2 separate regions of the Mus musculus genome follow, and region 2 is linked to region 1. A link is a loop called in an ENCODE intact Hi-C map of the cell type or tissue named here. Cell type or tissue: left cerebral cortex. All regions are shown on one strand. Links, peaks and the distances in the headings refer to the core of each region. The heading gives the core; the rest is flanking DNA.

Region 1 (15,155 bases), core at 5,815-9,814:
GAAAGGGGATAACATTTGAAATGTGAATAAATAAAATATCCAATAAAAATATTTCAATAAACAAGTTGGGTTATAGTTTATTTGCTAAAGTGCTTGTCTAGAGTATGTGAAGCCCTGGGTTCAGGTCCTAGTACTACATAAACTAGTGCATACTTGTAATTCAAGCATTTAGGTGGAGGAAATGGGAGGAGCAGAAGTTCAAAGTCATCTTGGACTACACAGCAAGCTCAAGGCCAGTTTGTGTACATGAAGAGCCTGTCTCCAAAAAGAGAAAGAAAGAATGCACTAAAGAGATCATGTGACTTAGGGTGAATAGATGCTTCGAGTGTGTCTGGGAAGAAAGGCCAGAGAAGGGTAGCCTGAGTTCAGTGTGTTTAGGGACTTGTCTCCTACATGACTACAGCGTCCCAGTGTGCTAAGAATTTAGAGAAATGCATGAGAGATATATAGAAAGACCACTTGTTCCCATTGTTCCCATTTCTGGTCTCATAACAAGACCAGGTAGAGAAAGAAAGAATACCTAAATCCACCATGAGGGCTGGACAGAGGTGTAAACCTGGGTTGTCTGAGATACAGGGACACAGACATTTGTCACTTTAGTCCTAGTCCAACCTGCAGAGAAACCAAGCTGAGTTCCAAGTGGGAAGTCATGGAATAAATGTGAACCAGCCAAGACCTCAAGAGTCTCAAGGCAGGGAGTACACATCTGCCAGTGGCATGGCTTGTGTGCCTTAGCCCTCGTTCCTTTCCCTCCACTTCCCTCCCCCTCCCCATATTCCCTTCCACTAGTTCTTTCTTGTCTCACAGAGGTAGTATATGTAAGGTAATAAAGGGATGACAGTATACTTGCTTTGGACTCTAACAGAGATTAAAACAAAATAAAGTAGCATTGTTAATGTGGACCTTAAGAGAGCTTGTCTCAACCTCCCTGAATATTCTCTCCCTCTCTTCCTCTCCCTCTCTCTCTCCCTTTCTTTTAAGATATTGAGAGACTGACACAGAAATGTGATTTTCATTATATTAACTATCACATCACCCAATAATATCTCCTTTAAAAATGACAGATACATTTGCAATCAAATTTACTGTGTGTCTGTCAACTCTTGTAGTTGGATTTGAAAGGAGGAGAGACACGGCCTTCAAAGACCTTAGCAGAGTCTGACCTAAATGTTAGGTTGACCGTGGTCGTTATGTCTCCATCTGTGCCCAGTAATGTAATTATCATCTCTCATGCCATCCTGGTCATCACAAAGGCACCTTCTGATGCTGCCCAAGTCACAGACTTACCTGTCAACTTCTTCATTTCCTAGTCTGTGATCGAACTAGAAAGCAGAGCATCCTCTTATGAAGGGTTTATGTAAGGGGAGACCATCTGTGACCCAGCTCCAAGGCAGGCCACAGACACTTTTCTGTCCTCTGTAGTTACTGCTCATTCACGGTTCCAGATGTTGAACCAAAGTGATTTCTGAGGTCACCTCTTCAAAATCTGTAAGCATTACAGAACTGGAAGAGACAAATAAAACAGCATTGTTCCTTGGGTGGAATCAATTTTTTTCTTTTTAAAAATTTATTTATTTATTCACTTTACATACCAATATCAGCCACCCCCACCCCCACCCCCTGGCACATCAAGTCACTGCAGGACTAGGAGACCCTTCCCACACTGAGGCCAGACTAGGACGCTCAGTTAGGGGAATGGGATCCGTGGACAAGCAAGCAGGCAACAGATTCAGGGACAGCCCTGATCCAGTTGTTGGGGGACCCTCAAGAAGACCAAGCTACACATCTGCTCTGTGTGTGTGTGTGTGTGTGTGTGTGTGTGCTCATGCACCTATGCACACAGATGTATTTGCATGTATGTTAGCAAGCATGTCTAGGCCAGAGGTTCTAGACACTCTCTGGCTGCCTCTGGCTGCTGTTCCTTAGACACCCTTTACCTTGTTTATAGAGACAGAGCCTTTCACTTTGCTTGGAACTTTCTGATTAGACTAGGCTGATGACCAGTGAACTCCAGGGATGCCCTGTCTGTACTGCTCCAGAGCTGGGATTATAAACACATTCTACCACATTCAAAATTTATTAATGGGCATTGGGTATCTAGCTGGGATCCTTACAGTGAAGTGCAGGGTATGCCCTTCACTAGCTGAGCTATATCTCCAATCCCGGGTTTGAAGAAGTTTAAGATGAAGTAGACCCCAGTGCTGCTGGTATGTCTGGTGTACTGGGCTTTTGTGGATACAGTTGACTGGACAGCATAATGATAGCCTAAAGGTAACTACCATAGATTTATAGAACACACATCAGTTTAACACAGACTTGCATACCTCTTCTAATTAAATCTGAAATCAGTCAGAACTTTATGCAAAAAAGATGCTCATGAAATAACAAAGAAGAAGGAGGAGGAGGAGGAAGAAGAGGAGGAGAAGGAGAAGAAAAAGAAGAAAAAAGAAAAAAAGTGAAATATTTTGAAGGCATGTAATATGAACCTTCCAAAGAGTGTATGCTAGGACATAATGTATGTCCCAATGATGCATTTAAAATATAGAATATAAAATTGAGTTTATAGTATGATCTTAAGAGAACAATTGAAAATGTAAACTGAAGGCATTGAAGAGTGAACCTGTGTGCATGTATACTTCTGGACTTGTAGGTTTCTCAGGGCTTAATCTCTTCCTTCTAATATTTGTCTTTTTGTCTACACTTTCTATAGCTACATTTACTCCTTTCATAAACTAAACAAATATGTTTTAAAAATGTAATCTTTGGGGGATGGAATCAGAGAAGTGTTCTCAGTTCTGGAGTGATGGAAGCCATCTGTCCTGTAATTGTCAACACAGAGATTCACTGGGTGGTACTACCATCTTGTCCAATGTCTATTTTGTCTTGATGTTGGTCAGCCCACTCCGCTCATTCATACAGAGCTCCCTCCTTGCTTTTTGCTGTAATATTTGTGAGGAGTACTGTTTCCATATGGTTCTCAGCACCCCTGTTAAATTGCTCCAACCTATATGGCACCAACATTACCTTTATAAAAAGCAAAACAAAACAACAAAAAAAGCCACTTTATCTGTTTTCTACATAGCTGTTCAAACATAGTCCTCACTCAAAGCTCATATTTGGCTGTTTAAGTTTCAGAGTATCCTCAAGGGCTTAATTTTCTTTTAATTATTTTCCATCTTCAAAATTTAGGCTAGGTTAGCATCTTCTTCATAGGGTTATGTTGAACAAATTAGCATAAGTACATAAGTACTTGCCAACAGGTGAAGGGCTAGCTTTATCTGTGAAAAGACTCCAAGAGGTCATGGAATTTGTCTAGCTACACTTTAATATAGATCTTTCCAAGCTCCAATCAGCATGTCTTTTAAAAAATATGTTTTTAATTTTATTTCATGAAGATGAATAATTACCTATATGTAAATACGGCAATGCATGTTTAGTGCCTGCTAAGAGGGTAGGGTGTCAGATGGTTGTAGGCTGTCTGGTATGAGTGCTGGAAACCAGAACTGGGTTCTATGCATACCTTCTTTATGGTGATAACTGTCTGTCCTATTAGACTAGAACATTTCTGAAGGGTCAGGTATCATCAGCACCGATAGGTGGATCAATTGATTATTCATGCAATAGATATCCACAAAGCACAAAGAACATGCTGTCAGCATCTCCACTTTTTTCTTTAGGCTTTATCAGCATGGAGAAAACTCAATTTCTCTGTATGCCCCACACATGTGTGTGCCCCTGCTTGTCAACATTAGGGAAAAGTCTCAGGTGTCCTTCTTCAGCGCCATCCAGATTTTTTGGTTTTTGAAGCAGGCCACTGACTTGCCCAGAACTTACCAAGCAGCCTACTCTGACTAGCAAGTGAATCAGGTGAAACTCCAAGATCCCTGATTCCCAAAACAAACAATCAAATGTGAGCATGCACATCTCTCAGGCAGCTTCCTTTATACAGCTTGCTCCCTGATTGGGGGCAGAGGGGACAGCCATAAATAAGCACATGGGAAATGAATGATGATTGTTGGTGCTGACAATTATCTGAAAAGAACCAGCATGATATGGCAACATAATATGACAGAGAATAATTACGATAAATGAATTATTTTTAAATGAATCAGGCAGGCATGGTATCAAAATTAGGACTTGGAGACAAAGAAGGAGCCAGCCACACAAAGAGCAAAGGAGATAACTTCTATGGGGAGACAACATAAAGCCGCTATGTTGAATGTTCATTGCTGGGTTAAACACTTGAGATAACAGGTTTAAAGGAGGAAAGATTTATTTTCGCTCATGGTTTTAGAGTTCTTAGCCCATGGACTATAGTGACATTGTCCCTGGGTCTGTGGTGAGACAGTGTGTCGCAGTAGAAGCATGTAGTAGCCGCAGTGAAATAAACTATTAGGCTCATGGCAGCCAAGAAGCAAAATCAGGAAGAAAGGAGAGGGCCAAAGTCACCTCCAGCAACCTATTTACTGTAGCTAGGCTCCACCTCCCAAAGTTCCAGGACCTTCCAAAATTAGCATCACCATATGAGGACCAAGCTTTCAATATGAGCCTGTAGAGATTTTTTTTTTAATTTAAGCAGCACCCTGGTTGGAAATTGTTGTGCATGTTGAAGAACTCACAGGAAGAGAGCACAGCAGTAGCAGAATGCCTGAGGAACTTCCAAAGCATGGGCAGGCGTGCAGCTTTGAGGGACCTGTAGGGATGCCAAGAAGGTTGTCAGGGCATAGGGGCGTGGCTCAGAGGTCAAGGCACTTGCTAAGAAAGCCAGAGAACTGCAGTTCAGATCCCCATGAGGACTGATTCCAGGCTCAGAAGGCAGAGACAGGGATCCTCAAAGCAAGTAGGCTAGTAAGACTATAACCCAGTGAGTTCTAGGTTTTACTGAGCGATCCCGGGCTTAGTTAGGACTATTACTGCTGTAATAAAACACCATGAACAAAAGCAATTTGGGGAAGAAAGGATTTATTTGGCTTACATATCCCAAAACACAGTCCACTGAGGAAAGTCAAGGCAGGAACCTAGAGGCAGAAGCTGATACAGAGCCCATGGAGGGTGCAACATCCTGGCTTGCTCCTCATGGCTTGTTCAAACTGCTTTCTTATAGAACTCGAGGCTACCAGCCCAGGAATGGCCCCACCCACCGTGGCCTGGACCCTTGCACATCAATCCCTAATTAAGGCAATCTCTTACAGGCTTGCCTACAGTCTGATCTTATGAAGGTTTTGTTTTTTGTTTTTTTGTTTTGTTTTGTTTTGTTTTTTGTTTTGTTTTTTTTTTTTTTTTTTTTTTTTTGAGTCTCCCTCTTCTCAGATGGCTGGAGCTTGTGTCAAGTTGGCATAAAACTAGCCAGCACACTGTCTTGGAAAGTAAGTTGGAAAAGTAGTCATAAATGACCCACACAGGTGTTCACACACATGCAAAATATGTGTATACCGATGCATATCATGCACACACACACACACTCCACCCCCCCACCACCCCACCTCACACCACATTTTGGAGCCCCAGATGCCAACTGACTTTATTTAAGAGAGGTCTTTGTTCTGTGCATGAGTTTGAGCTTTACATAGTAGTTACTGCTTTCACTTTTCTGGCTAAGGTCTTGGGATTTGAATCCACTCACATGGCTTCAGGGAGGAAGAGAAAGGCGAAGGGCATGTGGAGGCTGCTTCTGCAAAGCAGTATGTCAGGAGGCACTATGGGGATCTTTTGTTTCATCAAGTTAGTTTTCCCACTGATTCTCCAATACCTCTAATTCTGGGTGTCACCAGGAAATAGGTGTGCTGCAGCTTGGTGACAACCTTTTTCAGTGTCTATGGCAACCTGGGGCTGGGGCCATTTTTCTTTCATCAAAAGAAAGGACCGGCTTCCTGAAGATAAGTAAAACCCCATTGTTGCTCTCAATTCTTATAAAGCATGCACAAGGGTAATAAAGATTCAGTTGAATACTACTAATGATATTGCATGAAATAACACAAATTAAGCAAGCCACTTCTCTGCAGCCTGGTTATAGATGCTTCTGGATGAAAATGAAAAGACCAGCTTTGAGCTGTGGCCTCCCTTCTTATGCCAGTCATTCTTTCTGATGGTGACAATGGTAGACCCCGCCCCCCTGTGTGTCTGTGTCTGTATGTGTCTGTGTCTGTGTCTGTGTCTCTGTGTGTGTGTGTGTGTGTGTGTGTGTGTGTGTGTGTGACAACTATGCAAACAACTGATCTCCAAGTTTGTGAATTAGAACGACTTATCTTTGTTCCTGAGAAGAACAATGCTACTAAACAATGCAGAGTTGGCAGAGGAAGGAACACAATTGGGTAGCAACTCCCCAGACTTGCAGATCCCATAGGCATGACTCTTCTTCCTTTCTTACTCCTTGGACAGAGTTGTTTTCCACGTGGAGGCTGACCCCACCACTTAACATCACAGAAAGCTTTCCAGACTTTAGGTGGACTTTGAGATGAATCCTATAACTCTCATCTTGCATTTTATATCTTATTTTATTGCTGGTTCCTTCTATGTTTTGTACTGTGGGACTTTAGAGTATTTGCTTGGTAGGTGCTATAGTCTTGTCTTATCCTGTGTCTTATCCTGCTTTCTTTTAAAGAATGCATGCTTAACTTCCAAAGTTTGCCTCAAGAATGCTCTCAAGGATAAAGCATTCCTGGCTCCCTACGTAAAACTGTTCTCATTTTTGCAATACAGGAATGTGAAGATTTGAATAGCAATTGTCCTAGCAAAGGCTCCCGTGTTTGCTGCTGGTGGTCCATCAGGTGGCACTATTTTGAGAGGGTAGGTAGAACCCACTTGGGGAAGTAGGTCAACTGGTAGGGCAAGCTGTTGGTAGTATCTTATCCTTGTCCCCTCTCTGTCTTGCTCTTTCCCATCTACGGTAATGTGTAGGTAGGGAATGCTATCCTCAACATGGTAGACTAAAATTCCTGAAATCATGGGCTAAATCAGATCTTCCCTCATTAAATTGTGTTCTAGTGTTTTGGCTCAGTGGAAGAATCTGCTCTGGGGTAAATATACCAACTCATCTGGCAAAGGGCAGAAGTGGGTTGATTTTTGTTCCTGATCGAATTCATTGGCTTGACTTTATCAGATGATAGTGAACTTCATGTAAGCACAGGTTGGAAGTACAGTGGGTCCCTGAATCTAAGATCCTGGAAAAAGCTTGGTCTGACCAGTTGGAGAATGAGGGACATGCAGAGAAAATCTCAGTTGTCCCAGTCGTGTTATTCTAGACCAGCCAGCTCCTAGTCAACTTCAATTGGAATATGCAGAACTGAGTTCCTAACACTGGGTAGACCTAACCAAGAGAAGCCCAGTAAATAGCCATTGCTGCACCACTGCGTTTAGTGAACTCTGCTTATGTCAGTTGGTAGCAGCACATACTAGGGAAGGGTGATAGTTGTCCATCAAAGGGCAGGATAAACCATAGCTCACTTCAGTCTAAGCAGTGTGTGAGTCACTATCCACAGCTCATCATTTCTTTCTGGTAAAGAACAGCAGTCTGGTTTGATCTAGACCCTTCATTTATAGGTATGTCAAATAAACAACTCCTCTTGTTCAAGCAGTGAAAGGCAAGGAGCTGTCCACACCCCTGTGATTTTTTTGCAGGGGACAAGGAAGTCCTTTTGTATGGGTTGCCTGTAAGATGAGAGAAAAAGCAGATGGCTCCCCCTACAGGACATATCTGACCATCCACACATGGTCACAAAGATTGCCCTTTCCTGAATCACTATCCTGTTTCACAATGAGGGTATGCTGGTGTGAGGAAGTGCAACAGAAGCTGTTTTCATGTGAACCCCTAAGGAGGTGATGAGTTGGGGTGATACAAGCAGAGGAGGAGGAACCAACAGCACTGGCCAAGTAAGACATTGGTGTTTGCCTTCACAACCCCAGCTCTTTCAAGTATTAAATAAAGTTGATTAAAAGAAATAAAGAAAAAAGTGCTAGACAAAATGTAGGGAGTACTTGGTACATGCTGCTATAAAAACCATGGATCCCTCTTAATAGTGCTACTATTTCTACTTCTTTGCACAGAAAGAAATCAGCTCAAAAATCACACATTACGGAATGGAACTGGGATTCAAAGGCAGTCTTGTGCCGATACCCATGTTTTACCTAGCTTGCAAGAGCCATGGGAAATTTGAAGTGTGGTATATGGCATTAAGCATTGATCTCCATCACTGGCGATGGACAGAAGAAAGAATGTCTTCCTTTATAACCTATCATGAAGCTCCCATATTGGAGCTGCTAGACCTACACTCCTCGCCCTAAGCGTGTGTAAGTCTTCCTTATAGCATCCTGAATTCTGCCTATGTTTTTGGTTCATTGTACTACTTCTATGACAGAAATGCATTCAGCTCTCATGTGTGTGTGTGATGCATGTGTGTGTGAGTGTGGGATTGCACATGCTACTAACTTTGTGGAGATTAAAGGAGATCTCTTGAATGGGTTCTCACCTTCCCCCCTGTTGTTGCAAGGACTCTTATTGTCTCTGTCTCTCTGCACACTGCAGAATAACTGGGCCACAGGGTTCCAGCCTCCTTTCTCTGTCCTACATCTCACTATAGGTTGCTGGTACTCTAGGTCATCAGGCTTGTGAGGCAAGTTCTTTGTGCCCACTGAACCTCCCGGCCAGGCCAGCTTTTCCCATTTATTTTCTACCCATGCCTTGTTCATATTCTCCTAATTTAGCCCATTTGGGTTTTTTTTTCCATTTTTTATTAGGTATTTAACTCATTTACATTTCCAATGCTATACCAAAAGTCCCCCATATCCACCCACCCCCACTCCCCTGCCCACCCACTCCCCCTTTTTGGCCCTGGTATTCCCCTGTACTGGGGCATATAAAGTTTGCAAGTCCAATGGGCCTCTCTTTCCAGTGATGGCCGACTAGGCCATCTTTTGATATATATGCAGCTAGAGTCAAGAGCTCCGGGGTACTGGTTAGCTCATAATGTTGTTCCACCTATAGGGTTGCAGATCCCTTTAGCTCCTTGGCTACTTTCTCTAGCTCCTCCATTGGGAGCCCTATGATCCATCCATTAGCTGACTGTGAGCATCCACTTCTGTGTTTGCTGGGCCCCGGCATAGTCTCACAAGAGACAGCTACATCTGCGTCCTTTCAATAAAATCTTGCTAGTGTATGCAATGGTGTCAGCGTTTGGATGCTGATTATGGGGTGGATCCCTGGCTATGGCAGTCTCTACATGGTCCATCCTTTCATCTCAGCTCCAAACTTTGTCTCTGTAACTCCTTCCATGGGTGTTTTGTTCCCAAATCTAAGGAGGGGCATAGTGTCCACACTTCAGTCTTCATTCTCCTTGAGTTTCATGTGTTTAGCAAATTATATCTTATATCTTGGGTATCCTAGGTTTGGGGCTAATATCCACTTATCAGTGAATACATATTGTGTGAGTTTCTTTGTCAATGTGTTACCTCACTCAGGATGATGCCCTCCAGGTCCATCCATTTGGCTAGGAATTTCATAAATTCATTCTTTTTAATAGCTGAGTAGTACTCCATTGTGTAGATGTACCACATTTTCTGTATCCATTCCTCTGTTGAGGGGCATCTAGGTTCTTTCCAGCTTCTGGCTATTATAAATAAGGCTGCTATGAACATAGTGGAGCATGTGTCCTTCTTACCTGTTGGGGCATCTTCTGGATATATGCCCAGGAGAGGTATTGCTGGATCCTCCGGTAGTACTATGTCCAGTTTTCTGAGGAACCGCCAGACTGATTTCCAGAGTGGTTGTACAAGCCTGCACTCCCACCAACAATGGAGGAGTGTTCCTCTTTCTCCACATCCTCGCCAGCATCTGCTGTCACCTGAATTTTTGATCTTAGCCATTCTGACTGGTGTGAGGTGGAATCTCAGGGTTGTTTTGATTTGCATTTCCCTGATGATTAAGGATGTTGAACATTTTTTCAAGTGCTTCTCTGCCATTCGGTATTCCTCAGGTGAGAATTCTTTGTTCAGTTCTGAGCCCCATTTTTTAATGGGGTTATTTGATTTTCTGAAGTCCACCTTCTTGAGTTCTTTATATATGTTGGATATTAGTCCCCTATCTGATTTAGGATAGGTAAAGATCCTTTCCCAATCTGTTGGTGGTCTTTTTGTCTTATTGACGGTGTCTTTTGCCTTGCAGAAACTTTGGAGTTTCATTAGGTCCCATTTGTCGATTCTCGATCTTACAGCACAAGACATTGCTGTTCTGTTCAGGAATTTTTCCCCTGTGCCCATATCTTCAAGGCTTTTCCCCACTTTCTCTTCTATAAGTTTCAGTGTCTCTGGTTTTATGTGAAGTTCCTTGATCCACTTAGATTTGACCTTAGTACAAGGAGATAAGTATGGATCGATTCGCATTCTTCTACATGATAACAACCAGTTGTGCCAGCACCAATTGTTGAAAATGCTGTCTTTCTTCCATTGGATGGTTTTAGCTCCCTTGTCGAAGATCAAGTGACCATAGGTGTGTGGGTTCATTTCTGGATCTTCAATTCTATTCCATTGGTCTACTTGTCTGTCTCTATACCAGTACCATGCAGTTTTTATCACAATTGCTCTGTAGTACAGCTTTAGGTCTGGCATGGTGATTCCGCCAGAAGTTCTTTTATCCTTGAGAAGACTTTTTGCTATCCTAGGTTTTTTGTTATTCCAGACAAATTTGCAAATTGCTCCTTCCAATTCGTTGAAGAATTGAGTTGGAATTTTGATGGGGATTGCATTGAATCTGTAGATTGCTTTTGGCAAGATAGCCATTTTTACAATGTTGATCCTGCCAATCCATGAGCATGGGAGATCTTTCCATCTTCTGAGATCTTCTTTAATTTCTTTCTTCAGAGATTTGAAGTTTTTATCATACAGATCTTTCACCTCCTTAGTTAGAGTTACGCCAAGATATTTTATATTATTTGTGACTATTGAGAAGGGTGTTGTTTCCCTAATTTCTTTCTCAGCCTGTTTATTCTTTGTATAGAGAAAGGCCATTGACTTGTTTGAGTTTATTTTATATCCAGCTACTTCACCGAAGCTGTTTATCAGGTTTAGGAGTTCTCTGGTAGAATTTTTAGGGTCACTTATATATACTATCATATCATCTGCAAAAAGTGATATTTTGACTTCCTCTTTTCCAATTTGTATCCCCTTGATCTCCTTTTGTTGTCGAATTGCTCTGGCTAATACTTCAAGTACTATGTTGAAAAGGTAGGGAGAAAGTGGGCAGCCTTGTCTAGTCCCTGATTTTAGTGGGATTGCTTCCTGCTTCTCTCCATTTACTTTGATGTTGGCTACTGGTTTGCTGTAGATTGCTTTTATCATGTTTAGGTATGGGCCTTGAATTCCTGATCTTTCCAAAACTTTTATCATGAATGGGTGTTGGATCTTGTCAAATGCTTTTTCTGCATCTAACGAGATGATCATGTGGTTTTTGTCTTTGAGTTTGTTTATATAATGGATTACATTGATGGATTTTCGTATATTAAACCATCCCTGCATCCCTGGAATAAAACCTACTTGGTCAGGATGGATGATTGCTTTAATGTGTTCTTGGATTCGGTTAGCGAGAATTTTATTGAGGATTTTTGCATCGATATTCATAAGAGAAATTGGTCTGAAGTTCTCTATCTTTGTTGGATCTTTCTGTGGTTTAGGTATCAGAGTAATAGTGGCTTCATAAAATGAGTTGGGTAGAGTACCTTCTACTTCTATTTTGTGAAATAGTTTGTGCAGAATTGGAATTAGATCTTCTTTGAAGGTCTGATAGAACTCTGCACTAAACCCATCTGGTCCTGGGCTTTTTTTGGTTGGGAGACTATTAATAACTGCTTCTATTTCTTTAGGTGATATGGGACTGTTTAGATGGTCAACTTGATCCTGATTCAACTTTGGTACCTGGTATCTGTCCAGAAATTTGTCCATTTCGTCCAGGTTTTCCAGTTTTGTTGAGTATAGCCTTTTGTAGAAGGATCTGATGGTGTTTTGGATTTCTTCAGGATCTGTTGTTATGTCTCCCTTTTCATTTCTGATTTTGTTAATTAGGATTTTGTCCCTGTGCCCTTTAGTGAGTCTAGCTAAGGGTTTATCTATCTTGTTGATTTTCTCAAAGAACCAACTCCTCGTTTGGTTAATTCTTTGACTAGTTCTTCTTGTTTCCACTTGGTTGATTTCACCCCTGAGTTTGATTATTTCCTGCCGTCTACTCCTCTTGGGTGAATTTGCTTCCTTTTTTTCTAGGGCTTTTAGATGTGTTGTCAAGCTGCTAGTATGTGCTGTCTCCCGTTTCTTCTTGGAGGCACTCAGCGCTATGAGTTTCCCTCTTAGAAATGCTTTCATTGTGTCCCAAAGGTTTGGGTACGTTGTGGCTTCATTTTCATTAAACTCTAAAAAGTCTTTAATTTCTTTCTTTATTCCTTCCTTGACCAAGGTATCATTGAGAAGAGTGTTATTCAGTTTCCACGTGAATGTTGGCTTTCCATTATTTATGTTGTTATTGAAGATCAGTCTTAGGCCATGGTGGTCTGATAGGATACATGGGACAATTTCAATATTTTTGTATCTATTGAGGCCTGTTTTGTGACCAATTATATGGTCAATTTTGGAGAAGGTCCCGTGAGGTGCTGAGAAGAAGGTATATCCTTTTGTTTTAGGATAAAATGTTCTGTAGATATCTGTCAGGTCCATTTGTTTCATAACTTCTGTTAGTTTCACTGTGTCCCTGTTTAGTTTCTGTTTCCACGATCTGTCCTTTGAAGAAAGTGGTGTGTTGAAGTCTCCCACTATTATTGTGTGAGGTGCAATGTATGCTTTGAGCTTTACTAAAGTGTCTCTAATGAATGTGGCTGCCCTTGCATTTGGTGCGTAGATATTCAGAATTGAGAGTTCCTCTTGGAGGATTTTACCTTTGATGAGTATGAAGTGTCCCTCCTTGTCTTTTTTGATAACTTTGGGTTGGAAGTGGATTTTATCCGATAATAAAATGGCTACTCCAGCTTGTTTCTTCAGTCCATTTGCTTGGAAAATTGTTTTCCAGCCTTTCACTCTGAGGTAGTGTCTGTCTTTTTCCCTGAGATGGGTTTCCTGTAAGCAGCAGAATGTTGGGTCCTGTTTGTGTAGCCAGTCTGTTAGTCTATGTCTTTTTATTGGGGAATTGAGTCCATTGATATTAAGAGATATTAAGGAAAAGTAATTGTTGCTCCCTTTTATTTTTGTTGTTAGAGTTGGCATTCTGTTCTTGTGGCTGTCTTCTTTTTGGTTTGTTGAATGATTACTTTCTTGGTTGTTCTAGGGCGTGATTTCCGTCCTTGTATTGCTTCTTTTCTGTTATTATCCTTTGAAGGGCTGGATTCGTGGAAAGATATTGTGTGAACTTGGTTTTGTCGTGGAATACTTTGGTTTCTCCATCTATGGTAATTGAGAGTTTGGCCGGGTATAGTAGCCTGGGCTGGCATTTGTGTTCTCTTAGTGTCTGTATAACATCTGTCCAGGCTCTTCTGGCTTTCATAGTCTCTGGTGAAAAGTCTGGTGTAATTCTGATAGGCCTTCCTTTATATGTTACTTGACCTTTCTCCCTTACTGCTTTTAATATTCTATCTTTATTTAGTGCATTTGTTGTTCTGATTATTATGTGTCGGGAGGAATTTCTTTTCTGGTCCAGTCTATTTGGAGTTCTGTATGCTTCTTGTATGATCATGGGCATCTCTTTTTTTATGTTTGGGAAGTTTTCTTCTATTATTTTGTTGAAGATATTAGCTGGCCCTTTAAGTTGAAAATCTTCATTCTCATCAATTCCTATTATCCGTAGGTTTGGTCTTCTCATTGTGTCCTGGATTACCTGGATGTTTTGAGTTAGGATCCTTTTGCATTTTGTATTTTCTTTGACTGTTGTGTCGATGTTCTCTATGGAATCTTCTGCACCTGAGATTCTCTCTTCCATTTCTTGTATTCTGTTGCTGATGCTCGCATCTATGGTTCCAGATCTCTTTCCTAGGGTTTCTATCTCCAGCGTTGCCTCGCTTTGGGTTTTCTTTATTGTGTCTACTTCCCCTTTTAGTTCTAGTATGGTTTTGTTCATTTCCATCACCTGTTTGGCTGTGTTTTCCTGCTTTTCTTTAAGAGCCTGTAACTCTTTAGCAGTGCTCTCCTGTAAATCTTTAAGTGACTTATGAAAGTCCTTCTTGATGTCCTCTATCATCATCATGAGAAATGTTTTTAAATCTGGGTCTAGATTTTCGGTTGTGTTGGGGTGCCCAGGACTAGGTGGGGTGGGAGTGCTGCGTTCTGATGATGGTGAGCGGTCTTGATTTCTGTTAGTAGGATTCTTACGTTTGCCTTTCGCCATCTGGTAATCTCTGAAGCTAGCTGTTTTAGTTGTCACTGTTAAGAGCTTGTTCTTCAGGTGACTCTGTTAGCCTCTATGAGCAGACCTGGAGGGTAGCACTCTCCTTAGTTTCAGTGGGCAGAGTATTCTCTGCAGGCAAGCTCTCTTCTTGCAAGGCAGGTACCCAGATATCTGGTGTTCGAACCAGACTCCTGGCAGAAGTTGTGTTCCACTCACTAGAGGTCTTAGGATCACGTGTGGAATCCTGTGTGGGCCCTTGCGGGTGTCAGGCGACTCAGCTGGCAAGGTAGCCGGGGCTCGAGTGGAGTGGAAGGGGTTTGTGCCCCAGATCAAGCCCGGGTAGCCTGCTTCCCTATGTACCGCAGTCTCAAGTTCCACGCGATTGGATTGGGGTAGGCGCTGTGTTCCACTCACCAGGGGTCTTAGGGTCCCGTGGGGAGTCCCGTGTGGGCCCTTGCGGGTGTTGGGCAAGACTCTGCTGTCAAGGTAGCCCGGGGCTCGAGTCTCGAGTCGAGCGGAAGGGACTTGTGCCCCAGATCAGGCCCGGGTAGCCTGCTTCCCTATGTACCGCAGTCTCAAGTTCCGCGCGATTGGATTGGGGCAGGCACTGTGATCCACTCACCAGAGGTCTTAGGGTCCCGTGGGGAGTCCCGTGTGGACCCTTGCGGGTGTTGGGCAAGACTCTGCTGGCAAGGTAGCCCGGGGCTCGAGTCTCGAGTCGAGCGGAAGGGACTTGTGCCCCAGATCAGGCCCGGGTAGCCTGCTTCCCTATGTACCGCAGTCTCGAGTTCCGCGCGATTGGATTGGG
Region 2 (15,155 bases), core at 5,133-9,132, 610 kb before region 1:
AGACAGTGTTTTGCTTTTTATACACAACACGCTGATGTCAGCAAACTAGCCTGGAAAGATACAGTCAGGGCTGAAGCTCCACTGTATCCCTCGTCTCCCACGGTCTTGAAGGACCACTCAAATTAGGCTCCAAGTCCTTTTGGGTCTGGCTTTGTATTTTTCCCCATCATTAAGTCAGAGTATTACAGGCCTGGGACAAGTATTTATACAGGATGACTCTGGCATTTCTCACAGACCCCTCCTTTTCTTACCCTTCCTAAAACCTATATAACCAAATATCTAAAGATGGACTCATATTTTTTTCAGCTCAAGTAAAAAAAAAAAATACTCTGCTTCTTTGACAAATACCAGGGAAAAGATTTAACAATACTAACCATGCTACAATACTTCCTCATCGCAAAATCATCTGTATTACAGCCAGCCTTTGCTTTTCACTGAGCATGCCATTTGGCCCTGTTCCTGTCAGTGCATCTGCTCAGTAGATGTTACACTAACCTATTGTCTCCCCAGAGGGTTAGCAGACGCGTTCTTCTGAGCCTCTTTCTAATGTTAACCTTTTTTGTTGTCTGGGAAGTGGTGACAAGCCAGGTTGCATTACCAGGCCAACATAGTGTGGGGAAGATTAACCCTAGCGAAGCCAAGTGGATCCAGCCTCCCATCCTGTCCTGATCCTTTGGTTTCATCAAGGCAGGAAACTCTCCATCCAGGACAATCCAGGGATGGCCTGGGCTTTCTGGCTTGCTTCAATGCAAAAGCATCTCTGGGGAGTAGACTTACTGCTGTGCATTTTGGGGGAGGAATAAAAAGGAGGAAGGTAGCCTTTCAGGTAAACAGTCATGTGTTCCCCCTTAGGAGCAGAATCAACATGCATACCACTTCATCCTGACCTGATTAATGAGAGTCATTTTCCTGCTGACCCATGGGATCAGCCCACCCTTGTTTCCACATGTGGATGTCAGTAAAATCTTTGATAGGACGTCTTAAGGACATAGATTTTGGATCTAGTGGCCACAATGTTTTCTTGTCTGCTTGGCACATACTTGGAAAACATTTTTCCTCTCTTCTGCTTGCAACAGGATCTCTCTCTCTCTCTCTCTCTCTCTCTCTCTCTCTCTCTCTCTCTCTCTCTCTTACACACACACACACACACTCACACACATACTCATTCACACACACATACATACACATACACTCATACACATACTCACACATAAATACACACACATACATGCATACTCACACATAAATACTCACACACACATACTCACATACATACTCACACATAAATACTCACACACACATACTTACACACATACTCACACATAAATATACACATACATTCATATATACACTTATAACCCCACACAATCACATATACATGCTTACATACTCACACATGCTCACACAAACATTCTCACACACTCATACACACATACACACACTCACACACAAGTTTATACCTAAAAGAAGAATGAAATTATCCTAATTATACTTCTCCTTAGATAGCTGTCTCAGAATCTTTGGGCAATGCATTCTCTTTAATTTTTTTTGCTTGAGTTCTACACATTCTACGATCTATTAAATACTGGACTTGATTCAATGTTTTCCAAGTAGGGTGATTGTATGAAGTGGGTGTGCTAATGAGTACTGCTTCTTTCTATGAAACCAACTTGTTCTAAGGGAACAAAGAGTGGCTTGATGTATTCGTTCATAAAACTCCAAATACATGGTCAAATCTAGTGCTGGCTAGACTCAGGGAGTCTGTCTCTGGGTCATATTTATAATTCCTGTTCTCATGGGGCTGAGGCATGTTGATTGCTGCAGTTTAAAGGCCAGTCTGGGCTATAGTATGATTTCTAGGATGGCCGATGCTACTGTGAAGATCCTGTCTCAAAAACAGAAACAAAACAATTTTTTATATCTCCTTAATGTCCCAACTCTCCTAGCTCCAAGCAGCATTCATCTATGGGCTCTCCAGCAAGACGACACCTGCAAACAGCTGTATTTTTACTCAGTCTTCATGCTAGCTATCCTCAGAGATAGGACCCTGCCCCCTCTCTCTTAAGAGAAAAGGTCCCTGGGTAATACCATGTTGTTCCAGCTTGGATCATATGTTATTGTTGAGCACTAACCATCACAGCCATTATCTTCATCAGAATAGCTATGATGACTTTGGAGAGATCCCAGGTCTGATGACTATCTCTCAAAAAACCAAACCAAACCAAACCAAACCAAACCAAACCAAACCAAACCAAACAATGGAGTTGGGGAAGGTTACTGGATCTTCATTTTCAATTCCAGCTGCTCCATTCTTCATATCTTGGCCGGTTGCATGTAATTCTACCATAACTGCACGTGATCTCATGGTCTTGGAGAATTGGGTATATAGCCCATGGGAGGACACCATCTATGCATTTATGAGAACTCATCCATGCTGGGTGAGGCTTTTTGGTGCAGCTGCTCTCAGGTTACATATACTCTTGCAACATTCACCTATGCTCTTTAAATGAGCCTATAAACTCACTGGCATCCCGTGACGTACTTGGATTTGTTGATGCTTTTGTTTAAAGACATTTGTTTGTTGTAACCCAGAGAAAGTGTTCCTGTAATACCTGCCCACCACTGAAACAGAAGGATATTATTCTCTTACTTTGTTGTTGCCTGGACAAGTCTTTACGTTTTTCTTGTTGTGATTGTTTTGGTGTGTGCAGTTTACAAACTCACTGATGGACAGCTAGTAGATGATAGATATTTGCTTTGTCACATGACCTTGATCTAAATTCACAGTGCAAGCTTAAGGAAGCATCACACACTTTTGTTGTTGTTGTTGTTGTCGTTTGTTTTATGGCTTGAGGTGTGGTGTGCATGTGTGTGTGTGTGTGTGTGCACGCGTGTGCGTGTGTGTGTGTGTGTGTGTGTGTTTGAGAGAGTCTCTTATGTAGCTTGGAGCTCACCAATTAGAATCTGCTGACTGGCCAGCGATGCCTATCTCCACTTCCACAGTTCTGGGATTACAAGAGATTGCCACTAAACCAGGCTATCTCCCAGTTTTATTCTCTTTTCAAAGAACATCAGTCCAGGCCCTGCTCTGATATCATATCCTTCGTTCTATTCTGCAGCCAGGCCTCCCTCTGACTCTTCTATAGGAACATTACGATGACACTTGAAGCCCATTGGCTAAGTCAGCCTAATTTTCCCACTTCAGGAGCATTAGCATTACATCCAGAAAGTCTCTTTGCTGGATAAAAGGCTTCAGGGATTAGAACCTGGATGTCTATCAGGGAGCTAGTATTCACCACTACTCTGCTTTTCCACATCCCAGTCATACTAAATGTACCCCTGCCATGTTTCTAATAGAATACCCTGTTTCTCCTACCACAGAGCTATGGGTTGAATATGGTGAGTCTCCCACATGAGTTGAATATTCTGTCTACAACTGGTAGGACTGTTGGGAGTGGTTCTAGAAACTCTAGGAAGTGAAATTTAGCTGGAGGAAGTGGACCACTGGGAGGCAGGACTTTGAAAGTTGCCATCTCATCCTCTGCTTCATGAAAGATCTTCTGTCACATGATCCTGCTACAGTGATGCTCTACTCAAGGGCCTGGAGCAAATAATCATGACATTTCTGAAATAGTGAGCAAAATAAATCTCTTCTCGTTGAGTTTATTCGTGTTTGTGCACACATGCACTTGGAGTTGACATTAAGTGTCCTCCTTAATTACTCCGCATCTTAGTTCTGGAGACCCTGAAGCTCACTGACTGTGCTAGGCTGACTGAGCAGCAAGCCCAAGGAGTCTTTCCATCTCTGTCTGTCCAACACTGGAAATGCAGGCACACATCTTCATGCCCAGTTTCTATGTGGGAATCTGAACTCAGATTCTCTAGCTCACAGGGTTTACTCACCGAGTCATCTTTCCAGCCCTTAATTTGTTAATGTGAGGCATCTTCTCTCACTGATGAGAAAGCTAACATACAGCATCTGCTTCATATAGCACAGTTGTCTCTTCTGGCCCAGGACTGACTATATATTCAGCACTCTTTCTTTCTCAGGGTGTACAAGAATACTACATTTCCCAGGCTCCTTTGTTCTCAGATTTGTGTCCCGTGACTGAGTTTAGATAATGGAATATGATGAGAAGGATGCCTTCCACTTCCAGAGTGGAAAGCAAAGTGTCTCGCTTGACTCTTCATGCTCTTGCCTTCTTCTGTGTAGCTGGAAGTGGCTTTAGGACGGTGTAGTCACCATTTGTTGTGTTAAGCCACCGAGAGTTTGGAGGTGCCTACTGTGACACATGACTTAGGTTGACGAACACATATGGCTGTATCTTACCACGAGTTCATCTCCAATCCCTAGCACAGCTCTGGGTGCTAAGTAAGCATTCAGCAAAGGCGTGAAGGAAGGGAAGGGGTGGGGAGGAGAAAGTAGAGGATGGAGAAGAGGAGAGCAAGGGAGGGAAGTGGATAGGAGAGGGCAGGATTGAAAGAAAGGGGAGGTACGTGGAACTGAAGTCTTGATAAATGTTTACAGAGAATTAGATGAATTTGGTGGCCTGGGAGAAGTTAAAGCACTGTGGCATCCAAGACCCCTTATCTACCTCTACACACACACACACACACACACACACAGACACACACACACACAGACACACACACAGACACACACACACAGACACACACACACAGACACACACACACACACACACAGACACACACACACACACACACACACAGAGAGAGAGAGAGAGAGAGAGAGAGAGAGAGAGAGAGAGAGAGAGAGAGCAGTACTTGAAGATGATACCCTCTGGCCTCCTCATATATATGGCTGTTCACACTTGCCCACCTATGGATGTGCCCAAAAAGACATTAAAAAGAACTTAGAAAACAACCATACATTTATATAAACTCTGTTAAACACAATACTTGTTAATTTATGCTACTTTCCACAGGCAGTGAACCACAGCATGAGTGCAGTGTACAGCAACCCAAAGCAGTTACTCTCTGGCACATCCTGTCAGACTTAGCTCCGTCTTTTAAGGGAGCCATGGACACCCCCCCCCCACACACACACACATCAGCACTGTGCTTTGAGCTTGTGTTAACTGCAGCTGGTCTTGCTGTGCCCCTGAGAATGCTGTCATGCAGTCACTGATGGCCACTCCGATGTCACCAGCCCAGGGATACCCGTTTTATAAAAAAAAAAAAAAAGTCTCTAAAAACTAGCAGAAAAAGTAATGGGGTTCATCACGTCTATTTTTTATTCAGATTCTGGATCTTGCTAATCCTCTCCCACATACTGTTTTTCTATGGACCTATATAAGCCTGACCCTCATTTCTGCCTGGGTTCGGCTATGCTACTGTGCCCCAAGCAAAGTGTTGGGCATTTTGACAAAGAATTGCTCCGAAGCTGGGTGTGTACGTGCACTATGCAATCCCTGCCCTGGGAGGTTGAGGCAGGAGGAACATAAGCCCAAAGCCAACTTGAACTACACAGTGAATCCCTGCCTCCCCCCACCATCTCTTCAAATTTCAGAAGGTATCTGCAGGGCCTCAAGCTAAGTGTGGGCTCCCTTTGAGCACAGAGGTCCACCTCAGGAAGCTGGCCCTGGCTCTGTATTGCATGCCTCCACTCTAGAGCCTGTGTGCTGCTGGAGGGGAAAGGCCTCCTTGAGCTCTATGTAGCTGAGATATCTTGCAGCTCCTCCATGGTAAAGAGCCCTCTTTAAATACATGAGAGTCTCCACTCACAGTGCCTAGCGCTATACAAAGTGTAGATCTAGGATCTGGACATTCTTGGAGAGAGATATCACAGTTTGTTTGTTTGTTTTCTTTTTTTAAAGTAGGGTCTTGCTGTACAGTTCAGGCTGCACTCGTGATCCTGCTTCAGCCTGCTGAGTGGGGGGTTGCAGTCACGTACCACCACACCTGGGTCAGAGCGGCATCATTATCTGTCTGGGAGAAAACCAAAGGTTGAGAAACTTAACTTGAAGGCAAGAGCTTAGAGCCAGCCAGAGCTAACACTGAAACCTTTGCTCACTGGCCCCCACACAAATCACTTCAAACTTTGAAAGACTTCCAGCCAGAAAGTGCTGGGATTTAAACATAAGCCTAACACCGCAATCATGGTATTTAATTGGTTTTAATTTTGACCCCCAGTTGACATTTGGCAATATCCATGAAAATTTTAGTTGTTACAAGGAGGTGAAGGCATGGTGGTATGGTGTCTGGTGGGTGAGGGTAAAATATACTGCCAAATGTTCCACAGTGCCCCGGGCGCCCTCAGGACACAGGTGTGGCACTAAGTGTAGACAAGCCTGGCATAGAGGTACCCTTCTCCAGCTTCAGGTCTCGGTGCTGGACAGTACACTTTCTTTTCCTTGCTGTAAACACCACTCTGTGTTTATTTTCCTTAAATTGACTTTACGTTAGTGAATTTAAAAGAACCAACTACACTTTAACACTTCTACCTATGGATTCATCTGGAGGATGTGCTTTTTAAAAAGATGCTTATGGAAACAAGTAAGACACCATTGATAAGTGAGATACCTGTGGAGGGGCCCCATCGTCAGTGCGGGGAGCCATGCTATTGACCTACTTCAGCTCTTTGAAGCTTCTTTATCTCTGCAGACACAGAGGACAAAATCCATCAAATATGTGTTTCTGGAGCAGGCAAGGCTTGCTACCATTTGCCTCTGTGTCATCGCTTCCTTTTCCCCCCTCAAGGCTAACAGTTGCTTGGAAACCTCTTTGAAACCTTAAAAGCCATCTGATGAAGAAGATGAACAAACAACTCATTCGGGGAAGGGCCACTGTGCCCATAATTTAATTTGTTGCATGGCTTATAAACACTGGTTTCAAGGTAGTCCCAGGCAGCCCAGACCCTTCCTTAATTGTTAGCTAGTACGATCGCATGCTTGTTGTGGTAGGTACCGCAGCCTGAAAAATTGAGGCCAGAGTAAAGGAGGTTCTTCTTTAGATATTAAAAAAGGCCTGAGCTGTAATTCTATAGCATCCTCATCTCTTTCACAGAAAAAAAAGCTTTCATAAAGGGCCACAATTTTCCCTGGGTGTGTTCAAGTGAATTTGTTTCTGTAGGGGTTTGGGGAAGAGATCCAATATGATTTTTCCTCGTCTATGGACTTGCCAGCTGTTTCAGTGAGCAACTTTAGAACCTGCCCCTACCCCCAACATAGAAAGAAGCCTTAAAAGAAATATACTTTTGGTCCTGTGTCCTGAACCTATCAGGGGGTAGTGGCTATACAATAACTTGATATGAAAATGGGCATTTTTATCCCTCCAAAGAGTGAAAAGAACAAAGATGATTTTCCTAAATATTTCTCAAAGGCTTGGCACATGGGCTGGAGCAATCCTAGCAGGCACAGGCAGAGCCACTGCAGATAGTAAGGGAACTGAATCAGGGGAAAGCTCCTGGGGAACAGGAGGAGGCTTAGGATTCTTCCAGGAAAAGCAGGCAGGGTGGATCTCAGTCTGCTTCCTTCTGAAGCAAAGCTCCTGCAGTTTTCTTCCCGCAAACAGGGGGCAGTCTCTGTTAATTAAAGCCGGAGAGCCTTGTGCAGAGACCAAAGGCAGATCCAGAAGTGGACTTTCCTATTCATCTTTTGTGTAAGGGTATTTAAAAAAATCATGTTTCAAAGTCTCTTAAACCCCCCAAATCTTGAAATTGTGTGTGTGTGTGTATGTGTAAAACCTACTTTTTTTCTATGAGGTCGCTCATTGTAAAGGATGCCTTGACTCTGGCTGGTGAGCACCGAGGAGGTGTTGAAGCAGGGTTGGAAATGGCAGAAAACTACATTAGTAGTTGGAAAGCTTATTCTGGCCTTGGCTTTACCACTTGCTAGCTAGAGCTCACAACTTCTTGGATCCTAGGAAGCCTGCTGGAAGGTCCCTCCCACAAGCCCAAGTATCTCCCAACCTCAGGGAAGACGGGATGCTAGAAAGCACCCTGCGTGCTCTGGGCATTCCTTTCCTCTTTTTTGTCCCAGATCGAACAATTTCTTAAAGATCTCTTTCTAACCCCTTCATGTCTCTCTCCCTCTCTCTCTCTCTTTCTGGATAGGCATATTCCCATGGGTGCAGGTGTGCACACACATGTGTAGCTGTGTGTGCTGAGGCCAAATGACAACCTCAAGTGTCATTCCTCAAGAACTTAATTTTTAAAAGATTTATCTTTTTATGTGTTTGTGTGAATTTATGTGAAGCAAGTGCATGTGGGTTCCGGTGCAGGCCAGAGAGTGCCATGTACCAGTACTGGAGCTGTAGGAAACTGTAAATCAGCTGATTTGGGTGCTGAGTCCTCTGTAAGTACAGTAAGGGCTCCTAACTGCTCAGCCATCTCTCCAGCACCCCATCCCTTTGTCAGGAGATCCCCCTCAGTAGGTTAAGACAGCTGGCCCAAGTGTCCCAGGGGTCTGCCTGTGTCCTCTCCCCCAGCTATGTGATTCTAAGTATGTGCCACCACACTCTGCTTCCTCATGTAGGTTTGAGGGGGTAAACTCAGGTCCTCTTGCTTTCATGACAAGTAATTTCATGATTCATAACTTGTTAAAAATCTTAATTAACTAAACACCTAGCTAACATACTTCACAATTCGTTTTTGTCTGTGTGCCTGGGAACACAGATTATCAAGGCCATTTTAGTCATGTTATTTACATGGCAGTGCTTGGAGACATTAAAGATAGAAACACGTAATCAAAGGTGGGGTGCATGTCTGTTAGGAAGGGACAGGAAGTGGCCAGTCACAGACTCTGGAAGCATAGTTCCTGGGTAAAATGTCAATAGCTTTCACTCCACAAACTCCCTGGGTAGCTTTCTCATTGCTTTGAGGCTCAGTTTCTCTCATTGCTATTGGGAAGATAATATTAACCAAGAAGCAGAGAATTAAGGGAGCCCCTGAGCTCACTGATTCCTCTACAAGACCCCAGGTTGTCTGGTACTCAGTAGTTATTGATTTTTAATAAAAGCAAGCTTAGGGATTGTGCTATAACTCACAGAGAAATGTCAGCTGCCATCAGCTCCCACACCAATGTTTATGGGATGGACAAGGTGGTAGCAGTTGTGGGTTGCCAGTATGACAAATATGCCTCCCACCCTATTTGCAGGGTCCTATGGTGAGGAAGCTGGTTGGCAGTTCTCTTTCCTTTTCACAGTGGGGGATGGGTTGGAGTACATTCTACTGCAGTCAGTCTTGGCTCTAAGACCTGGTGTGGTTTACCAAGGTGGCCCTGGGCTGCATTTGTAAATCTTCTTTCATCAAAGGGAGGGGGAGTTTAGCCAAACCCTTTGATTTGGAAAAAACTTGCCACACAGTCTTAATAAATCCTCTCATAAATTATCAATTAAGAGGATCCCAGCAGACCATTTTACATGTGGCCCAACTTCGTGGTCCTTTGAAAATTTCCCCCAAGAGTCCTGCAGCTGAAACCAAACAAGAGGAGAGGGAACAGAAAACATTGCTTCCTCTGTGATTCACCCAGCCTACTGCAAAGAGCATACTCAGTTAATACAATTAAAAAACAAAACGCCAGGGCGTGTGGGGATATAAATTTAGCTTAGCAGCTTTGATGTGAATCCTGATTTAGGGGCTATTGAAATCAAATTCAAGTAGAGGGCAGGAAGAAATAGGAGAAATGGTCGAGGGCTTATGGAGGGCTGGGAGGAATCAGTCAGGAGAAAGGAAGAGAGAACAAATTTGGAAAGGTTGAGAAGAGATGCTGGGAGCCAAGGAAACAACCTCGGTGAGGATGTCGGGGAAGGGGGGCTCCGTGGGGACAGGGGACAGCCTGCTCTGGAGACTGTCGCGCGGGCTGCAGAAACGAGTGGCTGAGGATGAGTGCCCAGGCCTTGCGCTGCGCCAAAACTGCCAGCGCAGAGGCGGCGCCGCTGTGTGCCCTCCTGTGGAGCTCAGCGTTCGCTGCGGGGGCGAAGAGGGACAGAAAGCGGCAGGTCCTAAGGGCTAGGGGAGTTCTTAGGAGAGCCCTTCCAGGGTGAGCCATTGCCTTCGCTTTGTCCGCTGACCGCCTCGCCAGACCACCCAGCTTTTAATATGAGTTCCCAAGCCCCTGTTCTGGGGTGCTTACCACAGCCCAAGGGGTTTGACACCTAACCCACCTTCCCAGTTCCAGCCTCTTCTCTGTTCAGGGACTCGAACCATCCCAGGCTCGCGCCAGGCATGAGGTCGCATCCCCGGAAAGGGCAAGGCAGTTCCTGCACGCCCGGGAGGAGGAGGGAGATCTTGTCTACACTGCTTCTAGTGTGTCTTGGAGTGAGCAAGCCATCTAATCTGTCCCGATTCTCCTAGTCACCCCTTCCCTGATCGACAGATTGCAATCGCAGCTCCTGCGCACGCACCCCTAGGGGGGGAAATCGAGGGCGGAACCACCTCTGAGTCTTTGCTTGGGGTGAGGAGCACCTTTCTCCCCGAGAGGGTGCCAGAGGTCCCGGCCGTGGTTCTTTCCACCTGCCGAGAAATCAGAGCTGTTCTTTCGAGCCTGGCAGCGGTGGAGCTTGCTGCTTTTGCCCGAGCTCTCTCTGCACGCCCCCTATTCGCCCCCGCCCGCCCGAGTCACCTCTTTACGCGCCCCCGCCCCTTTCGAGCTAGCGCTCACCACCACCCCTCCTCTATCCGCCCTCCTCCCCTTCCCCCTTCCCTCTGGCCCTCCCTTCATTCCACAAGTGTCGCTTCTCTCTCTCTCTCCAGCGCACTTGGCGTGCTAGAGAGGTGAAGAGCATCCTGCGAGCGAGCGGACGTGGGGAGCCGAGTCCCGGGTGGCGGGTGGAAGGGAGTTACGGACACAGCGACTCTCTCCTGTTTTCCACCCCCGCCTCCCCCGGTGGCCAGCAGGACCTGCACCCCGCGCTGGCCCCCGCTCCTGCTCCGTCCCCGCCCGGCCCCGGCGCGCTCCTCCCCGGCCGGCCCCCTTCCTCGGCGCGCGTCGCGCTGGAGGCGAACGCAGTCTGAGCCGAGCGCAGTGGCCGCCGACCACCGAGCGCCCCGCGCCGCCTCCCTGCATGTGCGGCCAGCGGCGGCCCGCAGCCCCCGCCAGCAGCCTCGGCAGCTTCGGCCGCGCGTCCAGAGGCGGCGGTAGCGGCTCCAGCGGCGGCCGAGCGCTCCAGCCCGGGTTGGGAGACACGATGCGCCGAGTCCTTCGGCTGCTTCTCGGCTGCTTCCTCACCGAGCTGTGTGCCCGCATGTGCCGGGCGCAGGAGCGATCTGGGCACGGGCAGCTAGCGCAACTGGGCGGCGTACTGCTGCTCACAGGGGGCAACCGCTCCGGAGCCGCCTCCGGAGAGGCCGGCGAGGGCGTCGGGGGCTCGGACGCACCGCCGACTCGAGCGCCCACGCCAGACTCCTGTCGGGGCTACTTCGATGTCATGGGCCAGTGGGACCCGCCGTTCAACTGCAGCTCGGGCGACTTCATCTTCTGCTGCGGGACTTGTGGCTTCCGGTTCTGCTGCACGTTTAAGAAGCGGCGACTGAACCAGAGCACCTGTACCAACTACGACACGCCACTCTGGCTTAACACGGGCAAGCCCCCAGCGCGTAAGGATGACCCCTTGCACGACCCCACCAAGGACAAGACCAACCTTATCGTCTACATCATCTGCGGGGTGGTGGCTGTCATGGTGCTGGTGGGCATCTTCACCAAGCTGGGGCTGGAGAAAGCGCACCGGCCCCAAAGGGAACACATGTCCAGGTGGGCTGCCTCCCCTTCGCCCCCCTCTTTGGGTCCACTTTCCTTTCCCATCCATCTCCAACATTCCCCAGCCGTGCTTCCCTCCACCCCAAGGTCTCCGATTGGGGAATGTCATCCAGGACGACAACTTTCCCTTGTAGCATTGAGCCAAGCAAGGCATTGGGCTCAGCACAGGTGGGAGTGAAGGCCGAGTGTGGAAGGGGAAAGTCTCTTTTCCCCTCGCCCACCTCCTGTTCCCTCTCACCAGATATGATGGTGGGTCTTGAGACACATAGCCGGGTCTTTAAACTCTTGCGTTTTGGGGAGAGGATCCATTTATGGAGGTAAACAGAGGCAGGCGAACCTGAAAGGAAGTGGGGGGGGGGGCGTGTATGATCCGTGTGCTTGTGTGTTGGAGGGAGGGAGGAACGGAGGGAAAGAGTGAGTACCTCCTGCAACTTGTACACTAGCGAAAATGAAGCAAAGGTTAGGGAGAGTGCACCAGAACCAAAGCCTCCTAGTGCTGGCGCTTCCCCAGAGCTTTGAGGGTCCTTGATTAGAACCTCTTCTTTCCCCATTCCATTTCTCCCTCACCATCTATTCCTCTCTGTGCTGCAGCCATCACAACGCTGCACACCTTGCCTGGCCTGGAGATGACTCCACGGGCCCCCTCCACCCTTCAAGCACCTTGATTCATCAACTTTGCCTTTCCCTTTATTCATTATGCAAGTCCTATCACTGGCAAAGTCGCAGCAGATGGGAGAAAGCATTTGGGGATTAAGGGAGCTATTTGCCTTTTTGTTTAACCCCTCCCCCAAGTGTCTAAAATGATTCCCAGAACTCAATAACTTTGGAGGTGAAGGATGCAGAGTAAGCCAGGAGCCAGGGGAGAGATGCTGGGTTAGCATGAGGTCTGAGTGAGAGGGATGCAAGGAGAACTGTGGGCCAGATGACAGCAGGATGGCTGGAGCCAAAGTCCAACTGATTTTAAGTCTGGGCATTGAAGTCACAGTGTTCTCTTCACTCTCCAACACCCTCCTCCCCCACGTAGGGTGTGTGTGTGTGTGTGTGTGTGTATGCGTGCTAGCTCACAAGTGCGTGTGTGCATGCTATCTGTGTACATGCCTAAAAATCTGAACAAAGAGACCTAGCAAAAATAGGCAAAGGAACATTACCACCCCACTGGTAATCATTTTCTGTGTATATGATGAGAAAGAGTATCCAATGAGTTTTTCCTTTTCCCAGAGATAAGGGATCTGGAGGGAAGGTGGGGAAGTTCTGCTCAGTTTGGGTTAGTGGTAGATGGTGTTTTCTTGGGGCACAAAAATAAGCTCCCAGGGCACCCAGGAAACTGGAACCAAGAAAAGGTGCTGACCCAGCCTACCTCCTGCTACTCCCAGGTGCTCTACCTCCAGCTTCCCAGGGGGTTCACTTTAGGAGAGCTCTATCCAGGGACATCTTCTGTTGTCCTTAGGGTGAGAGTGAGAAATGGATGCAGGTCTGCCCTGGATGCATGTTGCCATGCAGGGAGCCAGTACTCAGACAGGAAAGCTGTCTTGCTGTCACCCTAACTTGGGCTGAAATCTCCCCCATGCCTTTTTGCTAAGTTCTAGAGTTTCCCTTTTTGGGATTTGGTGGGAAGAGGAGCTACTCCTGGCAGGTTTGTGGGTGAGGCTACAGCTTCAAGTTCCCGTGGATTGGGTGCGCAGGTCAACCTCGCTCTCCATTGATACTCAGAGGCTCAGTGGGAACTCAGTTTCCTGTCTCAACCCCTCCTCGCAGGCAGCTCTTTTTAGAGGCATCAACTCCAGTTTTTTCTGCAGATTCTAAGTAAAGTCTGTTTGGAGGCCACATCCAGGAGTACCCAGAGCTAGGTACTTAACTAGGTTCCTCCTATAAACATTCATGAATTTTAAAATTCAGTGGAAGTGCCTGGCCTTGGCAAGGGAGAAGACTGGATTATGTCACAGGCAGCTTCTTAGATATGCTTTTCAAGCAAGCATGCTGCTGTTTGAGACCACCTGTACTGCAAGTCCCTGTTGCCAGGGGCCCCACCCCCTTTGACTTTAAATTAGAATGTGGGGTGGGAGCCAAGCACCAGGGCTGGCAAAGCTCTCCAGGTGATTCTCATGTTCATTCAAACTCTGTGAAGAGACCAGAGCGAACACCTGCTGGGCACAGGGCTAGGTGCCAGGCACTGTGCGGTGTGTGTGCCTGTGTGCTTGTGGGTGCGTGCGTGTGTGTGTGTGTGTGTGTGTGTGTGTGTGTGTGTGTGTGTATAAACTCAGCTCTCCCAGCTAGCCTATGACATGGCTGCTATTTTAATTCCCTATTTTCATGGGAGAAAATCATGGCACAGGCGAAGGGGCTTTGCTTAAAGTCACGCAGTTAGAAGAAAATTGTGACATTGATGGTAATTCTGGATCCAACCCACTTGTATTTGAGGCCCAGCCTCAGGATCTGGGGAGCTTCCCAGGGTACAGACTTTTCAGCTCTTTCTATGGCGATTAATAAATAGTATATTTAGAGTGGGCCTCAGACCTCTTCTTTAGCACTCTTTTTCAGTGACTGTGAGATCCAGGAGAAACACTGGAAGGGAGGAAGTGCAGAGTTAACTCAAGAGAAGAGCAGAGGACAGTGTGACTCTTGTTGCAGTCGGGAGCTAGTTCTCTCCACTTGTATAACGCTTCTGTGGCACCTGGGCTGTCCCCAGGCCCCTCTGGTTGCATCCTATGCTGCTTAAGGACTGAATCCTTTGGAGCCCAGTATGGCAACTGACTCATTAGCTTTTGCTTGATGGTGCTAAGTGATCCTCCAGTGGGGACCAGTGCACCAAGCTTGGAGGCAAAGGGGCTGCTCTAAGGTGAGGCACATTCCAGCAGCAGTTCACCTGCCAGCCACAGCCTCTTAGTGGTTACCAGGAGTTCAGGGATACAGATGTGGGGTTTGTTCTCATTTTGCCTGGGAAGCACCTTGCCAAGGTCACACAGGTGTCAGGCAGTGACTGGGAAACTTGTGTTTTCTAATGGAGGCCCCCAGCACGTCAGAATGGACATTTGGAGTCCTTGCAATATGGCCTGGTTGACTCTGGGCTGAGGAGGACAGCCACCAGGAGGGGTGGGGAGAACCCATGCCATCATGTAAGGACTAGGGAGGTGGCCTAGTGGGAAAGAGTGCCTGCGGGGCAAGGATGAGGACCTGGGTTCAAATCTCAGCACCCACATAAAAAGCCAAGCACTGTGGTGAGTGTCTGTAACTCCAGTGTTAGAGGTGGAGACAGGGGAATCCCAGGGGCCTTTGAAAGCCTAGTTAGTGGCTGGGCTCCAGGTTCAGGGAAATACCCTGTCCCCAAATGGGTGGTGGAGAGCAACCACACAGGGTGTTCAGACACTGATCTTTGACCCCCACAGGGTCAAGAGCCCCTCAGAAGGGGAGAAGGAGGGAAGAGAAGGAAGACTGTGAAAG

Evidence for each region. Hi-C counts contacts between places; a loop is a spot of excess contacts. Peaks named below come from ENCODE experiments on the same cell type or tissue, not always from the same donor. Only the 100,000 strongest peaks of a DNase experiment are listed, where the experiment ranks them.
Region 2: it touches region 1 in a loop (2.6-fold over the local background); 3 of 42 quality-filtered maps call a loop at or near these places.

Annotation. Positions count from the first base shown.
Region 1 is chr16:12,581,393-12,596,547 of GRCm38, forward strand. It overlaps Gm45919 (a long non-coding RNA gene), which reads right to left. Exons shown (of 6, transcript XR_875919.2): 4 at 1,288-1,503. Among named protein-coding and RNA genes, the nearest start is that of Gm45919, 95 kb to the right of the region's middle. In left cerebral cortex, for the core only: a CTCF peak has its summit at 7,681 (motif pointing left); a DNase peak (open chromatin) is centred at 7,658.
Region 2 is chr16:11,973,433-11,988,587 of GRCm38, forward strand. Gm32278 (predicted gene, 32278) reads right to left here and starts at 10,313. Exons shown (of 2, transcript NR_155455.1): 1 at 10,126-10,313; 2 at 5,233-5,949. It overlaps Shisa9 (shisa family member 9), which reads left to right and starts at 10,681. Exons shown (of 5, transcript NM_028277.2): 1 at 10,681-11,711. The coding sequence starts at 11,149. In left cerebral cortex, for the core only: a CTCF peak has its summit at 7,524; a DNase peak (open chromatin) is centred at 7,523.